2 separate regions of the Mus musculus genome follow, and region 2 is linked to region 1. Evidence: chromatin loops called from intact Hi-C (ENCODE). Cell type or tissue: heart. All regions are shown on one strand. Links, peaks and the distances in the headings refer to the core of each region. The heading gives the core; the rest is flanking DNA.

Region 1 (7,675 bases), core at 1,071-6,070:
AAGTATATAGGGATGCTCCCTGGCGGCCTAGTGGTTAGGATTCAGTGCTCTCACAGCTGCAGCCCAGGTTTGATTCCTGGTCAGGGACGCCTCTCTTCTTCCTCTCTGTATCTTCACTTCCTGAAACCTCGATCCTCTCCCAGGTGGTGGTGGTGCACACCTTTGATCCCAGATTTGGGAGGCAGATGCAGGAGGATTTCTGAGTTTGAGGCCAAGCCTGGTCTACAGAGTGAGTTCCAGGACCACACAGAGAAACCCTGTCAAAAATCAATCAATCAATCAATCAATCAATCAATCAACAAGCTAAGTATATTGGATTGGGGGGTTAGAGGTTGGGAGGTAGGTAGATCTCCATCCATTCCTGGAATTCCATGTTTCAATTATGAATAGTTCTCCTCTTATTAAAGTTTTTCCCCCCATAGGATGAGCTATCCAAATGCCAGGGAAAGAGAGAGAAAAGGTCTCTTGAGAAACCCATATGGGTGTACACTGTGACTTTTGTTTTGTTTTGTTTTGTTTTTCGAGACAGGGTTTCTCTGTGTAGCCCTGGCCGTCCTGGAACTCACTCTGTAGACCAGGCTGGCCTTGAACTCAGAAATCCACCTGCCTCTGCCTCCCGAGTGCTGGGATTAAAGGTGTGCGCCACCACGCCCGGCTGCACTGTGACTTTTTAGCAAGACTTCCTTAGTGTGGCTTGTTTGTAAGTTCTTTCTATAAGAGTGCCATAAATCTGGAAACACCGGTGGATCGAGGAGAGGAATTCATTCTTCAAAGGCAACTTCATGTGGAAGCTCCCAGAATCAAAATGGAGTCACATGCGTCAACCAGACAAGACATTATTCAGGAAGGTCTCCCGTAAGTACGATGGCTTTAGAGAAAAAGGCTTCCCAGACCACAATTTTGCACAAGGACCACTGCAATCTCACACAAAACTTGCTTCTGTGCTAACAGCTGCATAGTGATGGACACATCAACACCAGGCTGGCATCTCCTGTGAGTTTCAGTGCTGTGGACAGGAATTATTGTATTAAAATATCTTGTGAGGTTTCCCTGCTTTGTCTTTAAGAACATCCAGTCCATATACTCAAAGTTTCCTCTGGCAATGCCCTGACAGTCTACTCCCAAGTGAGTCGCCTCACTTTTAACTACACTTTAGATGACCTCTGTTATTTCCATTGACGGGGTGAAGAGGGGTTGCCTAAGTGAGGCTTCTCAGAAGGGGAATTACCTGAGGTGTTAATGGAAGCCTGAATGGGAGGTCTTTAGAATGTTTCTTGAACCTCGCTGTTGGAGCTTGGTGGTCTGCAAATGAGCAGGTTTTGACTTTATGTGTACTGGCTGGTTTTATACCAACTTGGCACACATTAAAGTCATCAGAGAAGAAGGAGCCTCACTTGAGAAAATGCTTCTAGCAGATCTGGCTATAAGGCATTTTCTTAATTAATGTCTGATTTGGGAGGCGCCAGCACATTGTGGATGGTGCAATCCCTGGGCTGGTGGTTCTGAGTTCTATAAGAAAGCAGGTTGAGCAAGCCATGGGGAGCAAGCCAGTCAGGCAACACCCCTTCATGGCCTCTGTGTCAGCTCCTGCCTCTAGGTTCCTGACCCCTTTGAATTCTCTTTTCTTTTCTTTTCTTTTCTTTTCTTTTCTTTTCTTTTCTTTTCTTTTCTTTTCTTTTCTTTTCTTTTCTTTTCTTTTCTTTTCTTTTCTTTCTTTCTTCCTTCCTTCCTTTCTTTCTTTCTTTCTTTCTTTCTTTCTTTCTTTCTTTCTTTCTTTCTTTCTTTCTTTCTTTCTTTCTTTCTTTCTGAGACAGGGTTTCTCTGTATAGCCCTGGCTGTCCTGGAACTCACTCTGTAGACCAGGCTGGCCTTGAACTCAGAAATCCACCTGCCTCTGCCTCCCGAGAGCTGGGATTAAAGGCATGTGCCACCACGCCTGGCCCCTTTGAGTTCTTGTCCTGGCTTTCTTCAATGATGGACTATAATGTAGATGTGTAAGCCAAATTAGCCCTTTCCTCCCCAACTTGGTTTTTGCTCATTGTGTTTCATCACAGCAATAGAAACCCTAGGGCATTGTGCTTCTAGGGTCCCGGATGAGGTTCATGCTGTCTGTAAAACACACTGTGGGTAGCTGGACCCTAGATCCCTTGGCAGGTCGTTGTGCAAAACCTTCCAGGCATGATATGTTCAGGAGACACTTGGGTGTTTGCGTGGACACAGTACTGGTTGTCTCTTGAGAAGACGTGCGGCGAGGCACAGGCAGGGAGAGTAGTCTCTCTGTGGAGAGCTATGGAGGCTTGCCTCTGCACACAGAGGAGTCCCTTCACAGGACTACATGTTTAAAAGGATTCAGATGTGGAAGGTCTGAACTGCAGAGTCCCAGGTGCATCCTGTTCACTGGCGTGTATTAAGGTTCTCAGTCTTTTTGTGGTGCTTGCTGCTGCTATTTATGATTCTTTTTCCCTTTTATTTTTTATTTTGTTGATACATAATCATGCACATCTATGGGGTACGTGTTATATGTGCATTTTGCAAAGGTCAAAGTAAGGTCATGGACATATCTATCAGCGTAACTAGTTAACTAGCGTGGTTGCTTGTCCTGACTTTGCGTCGCATCTCTTTGTAACTAGCACTGAGGTCTGTTTCCATACTGAAAGGAGAGCCAAGGAAAGGCTTCTAATGCAGGTGACTTTCTCAGTGACTCACAGCCAGCCGAGCAGAAGTGTCACAGGCGTCCAGAAGTACATGGGTTCAACTAAGTGGCATTCTATTCCCAAATCGCTTGACTTCTCAGTGATCCACATTGAAGATACATCAGCCTGTCTTTATAGACCTTTTGGGGGGGGGTCCGCTTGAATTCCTACCTGGGCACCCACTTATTAGTTACCTTTTATTTGAAAGACCTAGTGAAGGTGGATTCATTCACCTTTAGTTAACAACATTTTGATCAGTCCAGGGCTTCAAAGGAAGCTTTCAGTTGTCCAGAAGAGGGCAGTCTCTCTCCACATTTCAGAGTTCCCACGCGTACCTCCCGCCGATCTTGTCTAGGATAAAACCGGTTCCGCCAGTTTTCCTCTTCTCCAACCGCTCTCTTAATTAGGCTCCGCGTTCTTTTAGTCTCACATAGTCTTATTTCTACTTCTAAATATACTAAATATACCGAGCTCCCACCGCTGTGTCTCCCCCTTGGCTTCCTTCCCTTCCAAATGCCAGCTGCTCTCTTATCCAGAGAGTGTTTATAAGCACCTGTCCAGAATATCCCAATGCCTCTCTAACAGTGAAGAAAATAAACGCGTACAACAAGCAGGGAAGGCCTGAATCTATCACCCTGGTGGTCATAATCATGAGAATCAAGCTGCAATCTGTTTCTCGGGTGTCTTTGCCTTTTTCTGTCCCCTGCAAAACCACCTTCTTGTGGGTTTTGTAATAACGGTTCAGGACAAAGCCTTCACTGTCCATAGAAGTGGTGTAGCCTTTGAGAGTCTCAGCGTTTGTCTATACAGATCTATCAGTGACAGCTACCCTCAGAAATACATGGTACTATAAAGATTTCTGATCTCTAGAGCCGGCATAATGAAAGATACCATTGTTGCCATCAACAAATGACTCAGAGTCTCCCAGAATCCTTTAAGAACTGTTCCAACTCCTTGCCTTCCGTCTACTGACGTTGTCCTTAAGGGACTAACTAGTCTTTCTTCTTCTTCTTCTTCTTCTTCTTCTTCTTCTTCTTCTTCTTCTTCTTCTTCTTCTTCTTCTTCTTCTTCTTCTTCTTCTTCTTCTTCTTCTTTTCTTCTTCTTCTTCTTCTTCTTCTTCTTCTTCTTCTTCTTCTTCTTCTTCTTCTTTTCTTCTTCTTCTTCTTCTTCTTCTTCTTCTTCTTCTCCTTCTCCTTCTCCTTCTCCTTCTCCTTCTCCTTCTCCTCCTCCTCCTCCTCCTCCTCCTCCTCCTCCTCCTCCTCCTCCTTCTCCTTCTTTTCTTCTTCTTCTTCTTTTTCAAATTTAAATTGTTAACCTTACGATATGAGTGTTTTGTCTACATGCACATATGTGCACCCCATAGGTGCCAGGTACCTGAAGAGGGTGTGGGATACTCTAGAACCAGAGTTACACACGATTATGAGCCACCATGTGGATGCTGATAATCAAACTAAGGTTCTCTGGAAGAGTAATTGGTGCTCTTAACCTTTGTACCAACTCTCCAGCCCCATATCTTGCTGGCTTTTAATTGGTCAAGACTGAGAACTAAATTTGACTCTCGTTAAGTCCTCAAAGGTTTCTAAAAAGCCCCTTGCCTATATAGAATGTTCATAAGTTGTTCAACAAACATGTAAAGAAGGGGAGTTTTTATTTTTATTTTTTATTTGGGCAGTTCTGCAACTTATTCCACATCCATCCATCCGGTTAGTTCTCATCCACATTGACCGTCTGGAGATTTTTGAATATGGTAACAGGCACATAAATTGAGCTTCTCTTGGTGATTATGTTTTCTGGACAAAGTTATTCAGATGTGATACAGGACATTTCTTATTCCCTTGGCCCAGATGGCTTTATTGAGCCTGGTGTCAATGCGCACATCTGTAGTCCCCATTTCCTTCAGGGTAAAATTTTGAATTTAGTGCTCGAGGAGCTCACTTCATTCTTTTAAAAAGTATTTATTTATTATATGTGACTACACTGTAGCTGTCTTCAGACACCGGAGAAGAGGGGGTCAGATCTCATTATGGGTGGTTGTGGATGGTGGCTGCTGGTATTTGAACTCAGGACCTTCCCTCACCAATGACAGAATGGCCCTTCTTCTTGACACCCTTCTTTGTGGGAGCCATTCTGGCCGGCCCAATCTGGAAAGGAAGGGCGCAAGGGATTGTGGGATGAAAAAATCTCGTAGCCATACAACTTCGGGGTCAGGAGGAGGCCAGAAATGAAGTTTTTAAGTCAGCCCGTTCATCAATAAGGAACTGAATTCTGTCCACTCTGCTTTATGTCTCTCTCTCTCTCTCTTTTAAGACTTATTTATTCATTATATGTAAGTACACTGTAGCTGACTTCAGACACTCCAGAAGAGGGAGTCAGATCTCGATACCGATGGTTGTGAGCCACCATGTGGTTGCTGGGATTTGAACTCTGGACCTTTGGAAGAGCAGTCAGGTGCTCTTACCCACTGAGCCATCTCACCAGCCCTGCTTTATGTCTCTTCCTTGATGCAGCTACGTTTGAGCCCTGTGATGGCTGTGACACAGCACCAGGGCTCTCCCTCAAGCTCCTCCCTCTGAGGTTGCAGATGTACGGGGCGGGGGTGGGGGGGGGGTGAGGGGAAGGACCATTCTCCACCACCTCTGCCAGCACGCTGCGCTGCTCTTGTGGAGGGCAAGTTGCTTGGATTCCCAGTTTTAGTGTCGGCTTTCACTGCCACTTGGACTTGCCGTGGAGCTCTGACATGTGACTACATTGCTTATGGTGAGAAACTCATCTGCATCTGGGGGTTCTGGCCTTAGGCAGCGCGCCCCTTGTGTGCATCGGGTTGGAGGCAGCTGTCTCACATGTGGCCCTGAGCCCAGGTGGCCCGGCGTGCCATTTACAGGCAGTGGTTCTACTCTCATGCTAAGTGAGCCTTGCTTTAAGACTGCTCTGTGCAGCTTCTCAACCAGCTGTCCCTGACCAGAGCCACCGTGACAGGAGGGGCCACCCCAGATCAGGCTCCTTCTTCTCCTGGGATAGCATGTAGGGGCCTGCTCATGCCCCAACAGGATCCCTGCTAGGAAGGCTGTTCAAGCCTTCCTCTCTGCTGATGAACCCTTTGAGGACTAGCATCTCAATGGAGTATAAGCCTGATTTCTCAAGAGTGGAGAGTGGAGAACCACGCTGGAAAGTTGAAGCTAAAAGTTTCCATTTGAACTCTCAAGAAAACCGAGAAACCTGCCATACGCCAGCAAATAGGCAGTCTTGAAGCTCAATTAGTAATTAATACTTCAAAAACGGAACACAAAAAGAAAGACTTGATGGCTTCTAAAGACCAGAGCGACTGGTATGTTTTGACCAGGAAGACTTCTGCTGGATTACAGAGCGCCTGAAGTCTCCAGTCCTGAGTTCCTATTTCACTTTTCTTTTTGTCTCTCCAGCTGACATGGAGGGCCAAGCAACACTCCGATGATAGCCGCCCTTCCTGAGAGCACAGGCGAGGGGCTGCCAAGCAGCGGGATGCTAAGGTACCATCTGCTACTGGATGCATCTCCCTGCAGCTCTGTGGGAGCCACCGTGGTGCCAGGTGCAGATCCCTTTCATCTTTCTCCAAAGAGAACCACCTGTCAACCTGCAGATGGAGCAGGTCAAAGGTCGAACAATATAAATACTCCTCGCCACAGTGTCGCTTTGGGTGGTCTACTTACGTCTTTATTAGTCTTAAAATATGTCTTTTAAAAAGTAGATAATATTCTTTCTATCAACCCATAAAAGATACTGTATCATTAGATGGTTAACCCCAGCTTCTGGACAACCGGAACAGAATTCAAGTACAAACTAATTCAGTTTTGATGAAGTGTAACAAGCATTGTGTGGCCAAACTAAACAGCACCTGCCCTGACACATTGGGGGGAGGGAGGGAGAATAGCCCAGTTCTGTCTATTATTAAAGAGTACACAAACACATAAAGAATCAACTATGTATCACAAGCATACAAATTACACTATTTTTAATATCTGTTACAAAAAGATCCTGACCACTGTTGGTTCGTATAAATAATATATCTTTAGGTTATTATAAGAGTCAGGGTGTTTTGCAGCAATTTGTGCTCTAAATCTATTGCTAGTTCCCTCTGGGGGAAAAAATTTAAGTAGCTCTATATTGTAGGGGGAAAAAAAAAGAACTTCACGCTTTTGACACAAATACATATGTCAACACCAGGGAAGGCACGGAAGCATGTAGCAATCTTCCTAAATGCTCCTGAAGCCACAGCAAAAGCCAATGGAATGAAATGCATTTCTATGGTAGTTGCTAATTTAATATCTTCTGCTGCAAAAGAGAACTTTTTTCTTTGGTCAGCAAGGACAGCAAACACTGCCAGTCTACAAATATGCATATACACATATATATTTACATACATACATATATAAGAGCATCTGAAGAACATGGCACATGTTCACATACATCTTCAGCGTGTCTTGCTTGGAACTTTCACTTATGTGTGGGTCTTAAACATCTCCAATGTTCTGGATAAACAAACAGGAGAATTTTGAATCTTTACCATAGACCATCTAAGCAGAAGTTTTATGACTAGTGGGTAAGAAATGCTTGTCTTTCAGGGTTTTTTTTTTTTTTTCTTCTCTGTGAATGAAAATATGTGGATACTTTGTCTAGGGACTTTGGTGTCTGGTTACACTTGCTATAGAGCAGTTACCATGACTCTCTGTGCTGATTGGAATAGGTTTGACCACCATAGATTCACATGTTTGAATGCTTGGCCCTAAGGGAGTGGTACTATTAGGAGCTGTGGCCTTCTTGGAGTAGGTGTGGCCTTGTTGAAGGAAGTATGTCACAGTGGAGGTGGGCTTTGAGGTCTTAAATATAAACTCAAGCTATGGTCCAGTGTGGAATCAGAGCCTCCCCCTGGCTGCCTGTGGAAGGAAAGCCAGTCTCCTTTTGCTACCAGTAGACCAAGATGTAGAACTCCTGGCTCCTCTAGCAC
Region 2 (7,675 bases), core at 1,648-6,647, 85 kb after region 1:
TTAAGAGTCTTTTCCCTCATGATTTTCAAATTAGTCACAAATTCATGCTTGCGCGTAGGTGGGAAAACGAGATATAATTACTTCGGGGGAGAAATTAGGGAGCTGGCAATTGGTGGTGCCAAAGCTCATCACTAATCAGCACTATAAAAAAGAAAAGAAGAGAAAAGAAAAGGAAAGAAAAGAAAAGAAAAGAAAAGAAAAGAGAAGAGAAAAGAAAAGAAAAAGATAAAACAGATTCTGTGATTACACAACCAAGAAATATGGATCATGGGAAAAGGTACAACGGTAAGTATGACATGCAGTTGCACACTGAGAATATGGCCAACACTCAATGGGCAAACACAGTCTGACTTGGGAAAATGTTCCTATGTACTACCAATGATCAGCATCAGCAAGTATGGGGCGTACATCTTTAATCCCAGCATTTGGGAGGAGGAGCTAGGAAGCAGAGGAGTCAGAAGGTAACGCAGTGCGCTTCTGTATGTGCCACATAGTAAGCCTCTGTGCGACACAGGAGCAAACAGGAAGCCAGCCTACCAACCGAAAAAGAATATGCTCCCCTTAGTTATTACAGATAACGTCAAATCATTTCCCAAAATATAAAAATATATTAGGGTCCAAATGACATCATTTTCCTATAAGGAAAATGATGCTTTTGAGCTTATTATTATTATTATTATTATTATTATTATTATTTTGTAATTTCAAACACCAAGAAAGAGACACAGAAAAATGTAAATATTTACAATTCATTCTGACCCTACTATTCTCTGCTTCTAGAAGCAAATTTGATAGGGAATTTTTTTTAATTAGGTATTTTCTTTATTTACATTTCAAATGTTATCCCCTTTCCTGGTTTCCCCTCTGAAAATCCCCTATCCCCCTCTCCCCCTGCTCCCCAGCCCTCCCACTCCCATTCCTGGCCCTGACATTCCCCTATACTGGGGCATCAAGCCTTCACAGGATCAAGGGCCTCTCATCCCATTGATGACCGACTAGGCCATCCTCTGTTACATATGCAGCTAGAGACACAAGTTCCACCATGTGTTTTCTTTGATTGGAGGTTTAGTTCCAAGGAGCTCTGGGGGTACTGGTTAGTTCATATTAATGTTCCTCCTATGGGGCTTCAGTCCCCTTCAGCTCCCTGGGTACTTTCTCTGTCCTAGCCTCCCCACTCCCTCTAGACACTGCATATACCACACTGCACACATATACATATATGCTGGCACTTGGAAGGAACAATAATCTCCCAGAGATTCAATAAAACGTCAAATCTGAAAATTTATCAGTAAAATTTGGCAGCCAGCCCAGACTGGTCCCAATCTCGCAATCCTTCTGCCTCAGTCTGAGTACAGGATTCCAAGAGTGAATCCACTTATTTGGTAACATGACACACTGGATCTTTGGCATGAGGCTGCTCACTGAGCTATGGTGATCTTCCATGCATGAGCAGAACTGTTAAACAGACTCAAGACCCCACCCACACTCGACAACAGTCACCGATGACATCAGAAAATGCAGAAACTTACGTTTCACTTTTAAGCTTGAATTTTACCATCAGCAAATAAAACTGTCAGTTTTCCCATTGGAAAATGAGCTATTTTTTTAAACCTATTTTAAAGAAAATATCTACAAAACACACAACTTTGAATACCAAGAATTTTCATACACTGTTTTTTTTTATTTTAAGTAAAAAAATAAATTAGCCAAAACAAAGTTACTCAAATTTGGAATGTATTCATACTGCATTGAGATGAATTTAAGAGTTACTTGCCAAGCAAAATATCGGGGGTGGGGAAGCTGGTGAGTTATTAACCTATGACTTAGCAGAGCTTTTGGAGGTCAGGATTGAGAACAGGGAACTGTGGAACCCAGCTATATTTCCTCTACTGCTGGTACCGACATTTTTTTTTTTTTTAGCAGTCATTTTGAATCACCTTGCTGGACTGAGTAGCCAGATTATTGACAAATATAGATCGAGCGCCTGTGCCAAACACTGTTGTTCTTGGTCCTAAGTATAATGAAACCAAGCTGTAAAGCTTATTTTTAAATAAGATGATCAACATTTAAACAGATAAGCCGCATTCCATATCTTATATGTGCTGCGAAGAAAAGCCAAGTAAATACAGAGAGCACAGATGAGACTATCCGTAGGGAAGTAGAGAAGAGGGGAAAGAGCGGAGGGGAGAGGAGGGGGGAGAAGCAAGGGGAGGGAAAGGGAGTAGAAGGGAGAGGAGAAGGGGGGAGGGACAGGGAGGGGAGGGAATGAAAGGGCACTCACCTCTGACTCTTCTCACTCTCACTGTACCCTGAATCTGACCACGTCTCACCATCCCCTTACCTTCTACAGTGGGAAAGAGAAAGAAGGGGATGGGGGCGGGAGGGAACAAAACTAATGCCTGTAGATTTGAAATAGGGAGATGATTCCAAGAGCCCCAGGCAGTGATGTAGGCATCGTCAAATTGAGACATCAGACCTGTGGGGAGCAGAGGAAGACTGAGTTGTGACATCAGTGCATCGTGCTGTTGATATGGCAACGGTCATGTCAAGGGTCCCAGAGCAGAGGCTCCCTCAGGGGACGGAGTTTGTGTTGAGGGTGTGAAGAGAATGTCCATATGGTCTCCTACCTCCACCCCTGCTGTTTGTATTGTAAAGACTGTTTCTCTACAGACTGCGATAAGCTAAACCTGTCCTCCTGACCCAGCTGTACACCCCAAACCCTGCCTCCTTAGGTAATAAGCCTACATCCTTGTCCAGCTGTAGATGATACCCCCGCCTCCCTGTTCAACTCTCTATAATAAACACTGCTGAACTTCCAATGTGTTGAGGGCTCTCCATCTTCAGAGCTCAGATCACTTGATCCCAGCTTTTCGTATGTGCGCCCATCTGTCAGTCTTCTCTTCATTTTCTCACCACCCTAGACAACTCAGGTAGCAAAAGCCCTCGGGATAAAGAGTCAAGAAAAACACCAGCAAGTGACTGAGGACGTCGGGTTTATGACTGATGGCAGCAAAAGAGGCCACAGCATGAAGAATCATTCGGTGAGGGGTGTAAGAAAGGACCAGTCCAAGATGAGTGATTGTGGGAAAAGACTAGAACAGCTCCATTGTGGACCAGCTGTGTTATCAGCTGACGTGGGCTTCCTTAAGAAGAAACTCATATATTAGTCCACTCTCAAAGCATCCTTTTCTAAAGCCATAGTGTACTGGCTGGTTTTATGTGTCAACTTGACACAGGCTGGGGTTATCACAGAGAAAGGAGCTTCAGTTGGGGAAGTGCCTCCATGAGATCCAGCTGTGGGGTATTTTTTCAATTAGTGATCAAGGGGGAAAGGCCCCTTGTGGGTGGGACCATCTCTGGGCTGGTAGTCTTGGTTCTATAAGAGAGCAGGCTGAGCAAGCCAGAGGAAGCAAGCCAGTAAGTAACATCCCTCCATGGCTTCTGCATCAGCTCCTGCTCCCTGACCTGCTTGAGTTCCAGTTCTGACTTCCTTAGTGATGAACAGCAATATGGAAGTGTAAGCTGAATAAACCCTTTCCTCCACAACTGCTTCTTGGTCATGATGTTTTGTCCAGTAGTAGAAACCCTGACTAAGACACATAGCTAAAACCTTTATGGGGAAAGAAGCTCAGTGGGCCCAGAAGTATGTCAGACTGTCATCTACCCAGCGAGCTGAGCATGTCAAGCGATCTGTTAGGCTGTCTTTCCTTCTTAAAGACCTTAAGCTGAGCACACTCAGTTGTGTATATGTGAAGTCAAGCACACTCAGGAATGTGCCTATTGTCCTGTGGGCATATATAGATTCCTTAAAAATACATTTTCCCCCATGTATCCCCCGCTCGATGAGGGTCTTGCTTTGGTAACAGCTCTTGTATTGCTGTTAATAGCTCATGCTGCCTGTAGTTATTCTTTCTCTTCTTGTTTATTTCTTGGATGTGTGAACTCTATTGAGCTCAGTGCTGTCAGGAAGAAGGTATAATCCTATCATTGGCTGTCTTATGCATGTTCCTAAACTCTGAGACTCTAAGATCCTCACTTCTACAGAATCCAAAAATTCAAGCCCCTCAAATCTCTGGCCTTGACAGCTAGAAGCCCCCCTTTGAACTGAGAGCCCCTTTTCATAAAGCTAATCCATTATGAATTTTATTGAACTAAGGTTTTTCTGGGAGTGAGTGGGTGGATCAAGATGGTTTATGGCACAAACATTTGGCAAGTGTGTTATGTTTTAAATCCAATAAACATTTTTGTAAAGATTTGTTTATTTTTCTTTTATGTGAGTGTTGATACTGTGTGAAAAAAAAAATGTTCACCATAGCCTAATCCCTTCCCTGATGTTTGTGGCCTGAAGACTGTTCCCCTACAGAAACTGCTCCTACTGGGATTAGCTAAACCTGTCCCCTTCATCCAGCTGTATACTACAAACCCGGCCTCCTTGTTCAGCCTTGTGCTCTAACCTTGCCTTCCTATTTGGGTGTTTTATCTGCGTGTATGTCTGTGTATCCCACGCATGCAATACCCAGGGATACCAGAAGAGGGCGACAGATCCCCTGCAACTGGAGTTATAGGCAGTTGCAAACTCTCGTTAGAGTACTGAGAATTGCACCCTATCCTGTGGAAAAGTCAGTTCTTTTAACTGCTGAGCCATCTCTTCAGCTCCTTATAAGTGTTTCTTTTCCCTTTGGGGGTCTATTCTGTGGGCTGAACCTCTGATTTCTTTTTCTTTGCTGAGATGATGCTACGCACGGCTTTTTATTTATTTTTTTATCTCTGTTCCTGTCCCGTTTGTCTCTGCCTTCCCTAAGCAGAGCTACCTATCCAGGCGTTCCCAGTATACACTTCACTTCTTCCCAATGGAAGTCGGCAAACATCAGGCTCATAGGCATTCAGAATTTAGTCTCTGGGTAACATCGGATTGGTTTGAGAGGACAAGCTGGTTCACTTCTATCCTGTAACAAGTCTATGAAACCATTCTTCTCCGTGGTTGTTTCGATGATTAGAGATGATGTCATTTGTGATGTGTGTGATACCCAGTAATGCCTAGGGACCTCCCCTTCAGGTAGCAATTCTTGTGACTTAAGCTTTTACATTCTAAAGATTTGTTTAGGGGCTGGAGAGGTGACTCAGTGGTTAAGAGCATTGACTGCTATTCCAGAGGTCCTGAGTTCAATTCCCGGCAACCACATGGTGGCTCACAACCATCTGTAATGGGATCTGATGCCCTCTTCTGGTGTGTGTCTGAAGACAGTGGCACTGCACTCATATCAATAAAATACATCTTTTTATAAAAGAGATTCATTTAGTTTTATTTTTATGTGTATGAGTGCTTTGTTCAAATGTATGTCTGCATGTCACACGCATGCCTGGTGTCCTCAGAAGTCAGAGGGGCATTGGATCCCCTGGATCTGGAGTTACAGAGGGCAGTGAGCTGCTATGTGACTGGTGGGAATCCATTCTGGACCCTCTGGAAGACCAGGCAGAACATTTAACCACGAGCCATCTCTCCAGCCCGTTTTATATATATATATATTTGTGTGTGTCTGTGTGTGTGTGTTAAAGACAAACATGGAAAGCAGACTGTTCACAGTCGGAGTCTGAGGTCCTTCCCAAGGAAAGGGTCTCCCCATTCCACTACTCTGTTCTCTCCCTACTCAGTTTGAATGAGTCCATAAAACCTCATACACGGGCTTTTATTTCTTATATGCTGGTCACCGTGGGAGCTGAAGCGAAGGGAATATGCACATGGGAAGACTTTAAAAGATGATATATATTTCTCTTCCTTTTCATAATCAGTTCCCATCTAATAGCTAGAGGACCGAAGGGACTTGAATTTAATGTTCTAGCTTAAATTCAATGTTCCAGGAGCCTTCCAACCTGACAGCAGTGAGATTCTTAAGTCTATTAGTGTATGGTTCCAGGAATTTCAGAGTGAGGCCTCTGTCGAGTGAGATGCAGGCGGAGATGCGTTTGTCTCATCTGTTTAAGACCATGGAATGGAAGCAGAATCACTGGAGCGATTCAGCCACAGCATCCAACCCTTCTGTCGGGTCCTTATCCCTCCGCTTTTAATTTATGACACATGCACCACTTCCCTGCCAGCAGAGATGGCACTTAACTGTTGATTCAAGAGCTTGGCAGGGCTTGGCAGGGCTTGGCAGGGCTTGGCACAAGGCACCAGACACTGGAATGCATTTACAAATTAACCTTGCTGCTCCATCTTCTCCCTGTGCCCTCCCATCTGGGAGAGATGCCTTTAACAACCAAGTACTGGGGTGACACTCTAAAGCTCCAGCTATAGAGTATGGCTCCAAGAAGAAATTTTCAAGTCACATTCAGTTGTCATCATGAACATCTCTCTGTCCACCAGCAATTACCCTAGACGTGTGATGTATCGGAGCTCGCTCTCTCTCTCTCTCTCTCTCTCTCCCCCTCCCTCCCCAGACTTCTGCCTTGTTTGGTTTCCCAGGTTCCTTGATGCTCATCATAACGCCCTTCTCTGTAGTGGAGAAAAATCCTCATTAGGTACTTAAATACCCAATGAAGAAATTAAGAAGCTGAGAGAATAGTTCAGGCAGTAAAGCGTTTGCCTTGCAAGTAGGAGGGCCTGAGTGGAGTATCCAGAACCTATCCCAAAATACCAGACCTGGTGGTACATGCCTGCAATCCCAGCACTGGGAAGGCAGAGACAGGAGGGTCCCTGGACCTCACTAACCAGCCAAGCTAGCCTAAAGATTGACCATTAGCAAGAAAACTCTCAGCTTCAAGTTCAATGGGGGGGGGGGGGAGAACGCTTCAAAAGATGTGCATCTGCACAGTACACACATGTACCTGAACACACATGTATAGCTACACAAACATGAACACGCACACGTGCTTTTTTAAAAAGAAGAAACTGAGTACTCTGCACATGTGGATGCTGGAGCCCCCGGAAGGGTTTCTGTCATTCTTTGAGATGAGAGTCCACGTTTAGGCTTTAGTGTCTGACGAAGCAAACTGTGAGTCTTTGTAAAAGAATCCACAGGCCACACAGCTCTAAAGTTCTCTATGCCTTCTCAGGAGAAAGCTGTCTTCAGAGTATACATACTACATTCTAATCAAGGCAGTCTCTCTGGCTACCTAAACAGCAGCTTATCTGAATTAAAATGCTCCTCTCTGGGGCCACAGGTCTTAGCTCTGGGGGGCACAGTTTGACCATTAGCAAGAAAACTCTCAGCCCAGTCAAGGTGATCTACAAACAAACTTAACTCCAGCGGGGTGCAAACACTAGCATCTAGGGACTTTAAATAGCCAAGAGACAAAAGCAATGGCATAGGACACATTACAGTCCACACTAAAGAGTGGACCAGCATCACTTGGCTATAATTGTATTTATCCCTCATTACAAGGCCAAGCAACTTCCTGGATTCAGGACTCAGCGATGTCCTTCTTCCCCCATCTCCTGTTCTTCCCCACTTCCTTCCTTTAAGAGGGACATGTAAGGGGGCTGTCTTCTGCTGCTGCTTTGGGAGCCTTCTGCTCACAGCTCCGTCCCAGCCTTCTTGCTATTCTGATGCAATTTTTTCATTAGCAAATGACATAGTGGCCCTGGTTGAATCCTCTGACTGAGATGTCTATTAAGTTCATAGATGAGATTAAGTCAAGAGAATTGAAAAGATTTGTAATCCCTTTGATGCAATCA

Evidence for each region. A loop is a pair of places that touch in the nucleus more often than their neighbours do. Peaks named below come from ENCODE experiments on the same cell type or tissue, not always from the same donor. Only the 100,000 strongest peaks of a DNase experiment are listed, where the experiment ranks them.
Region 2: it touches region 1 in a loop (2.4-fold over the local background); 4 of 42 quality-filtered maps call a loop at or near these places.

Annotation. Positions count from the first base shown.
Region 1 is chr8:36,518,439-36,526,113 of GRCm38, reverse strand. No RefSeq gene overlaps it. Among named protein-coding and RNA genes, the nearest start is that of Trmt9b, 64 kb to the right of the region's middle. In heart, for the core only: a CTCF peak has its summit at 2,987 (motif pointing right); no DNase peak of the experiment used is centred there; H3K4me3 peaks cover 518 bases; H3K27ac peaks cover 334 bases.
Region 2 is chr8:36,434,350-36,442,024 of GRCm38, reverse strand. No RefSeq gene overlaps it. Among named protein-coding and RNA genes, the nearest start is that of Trmt9b, 20 kb to the left of the region's middle. In heart, for the core only: a CTCF peak has its summit at 4,526 (motif pointing right); no DNase peak of the experiment used is centred there.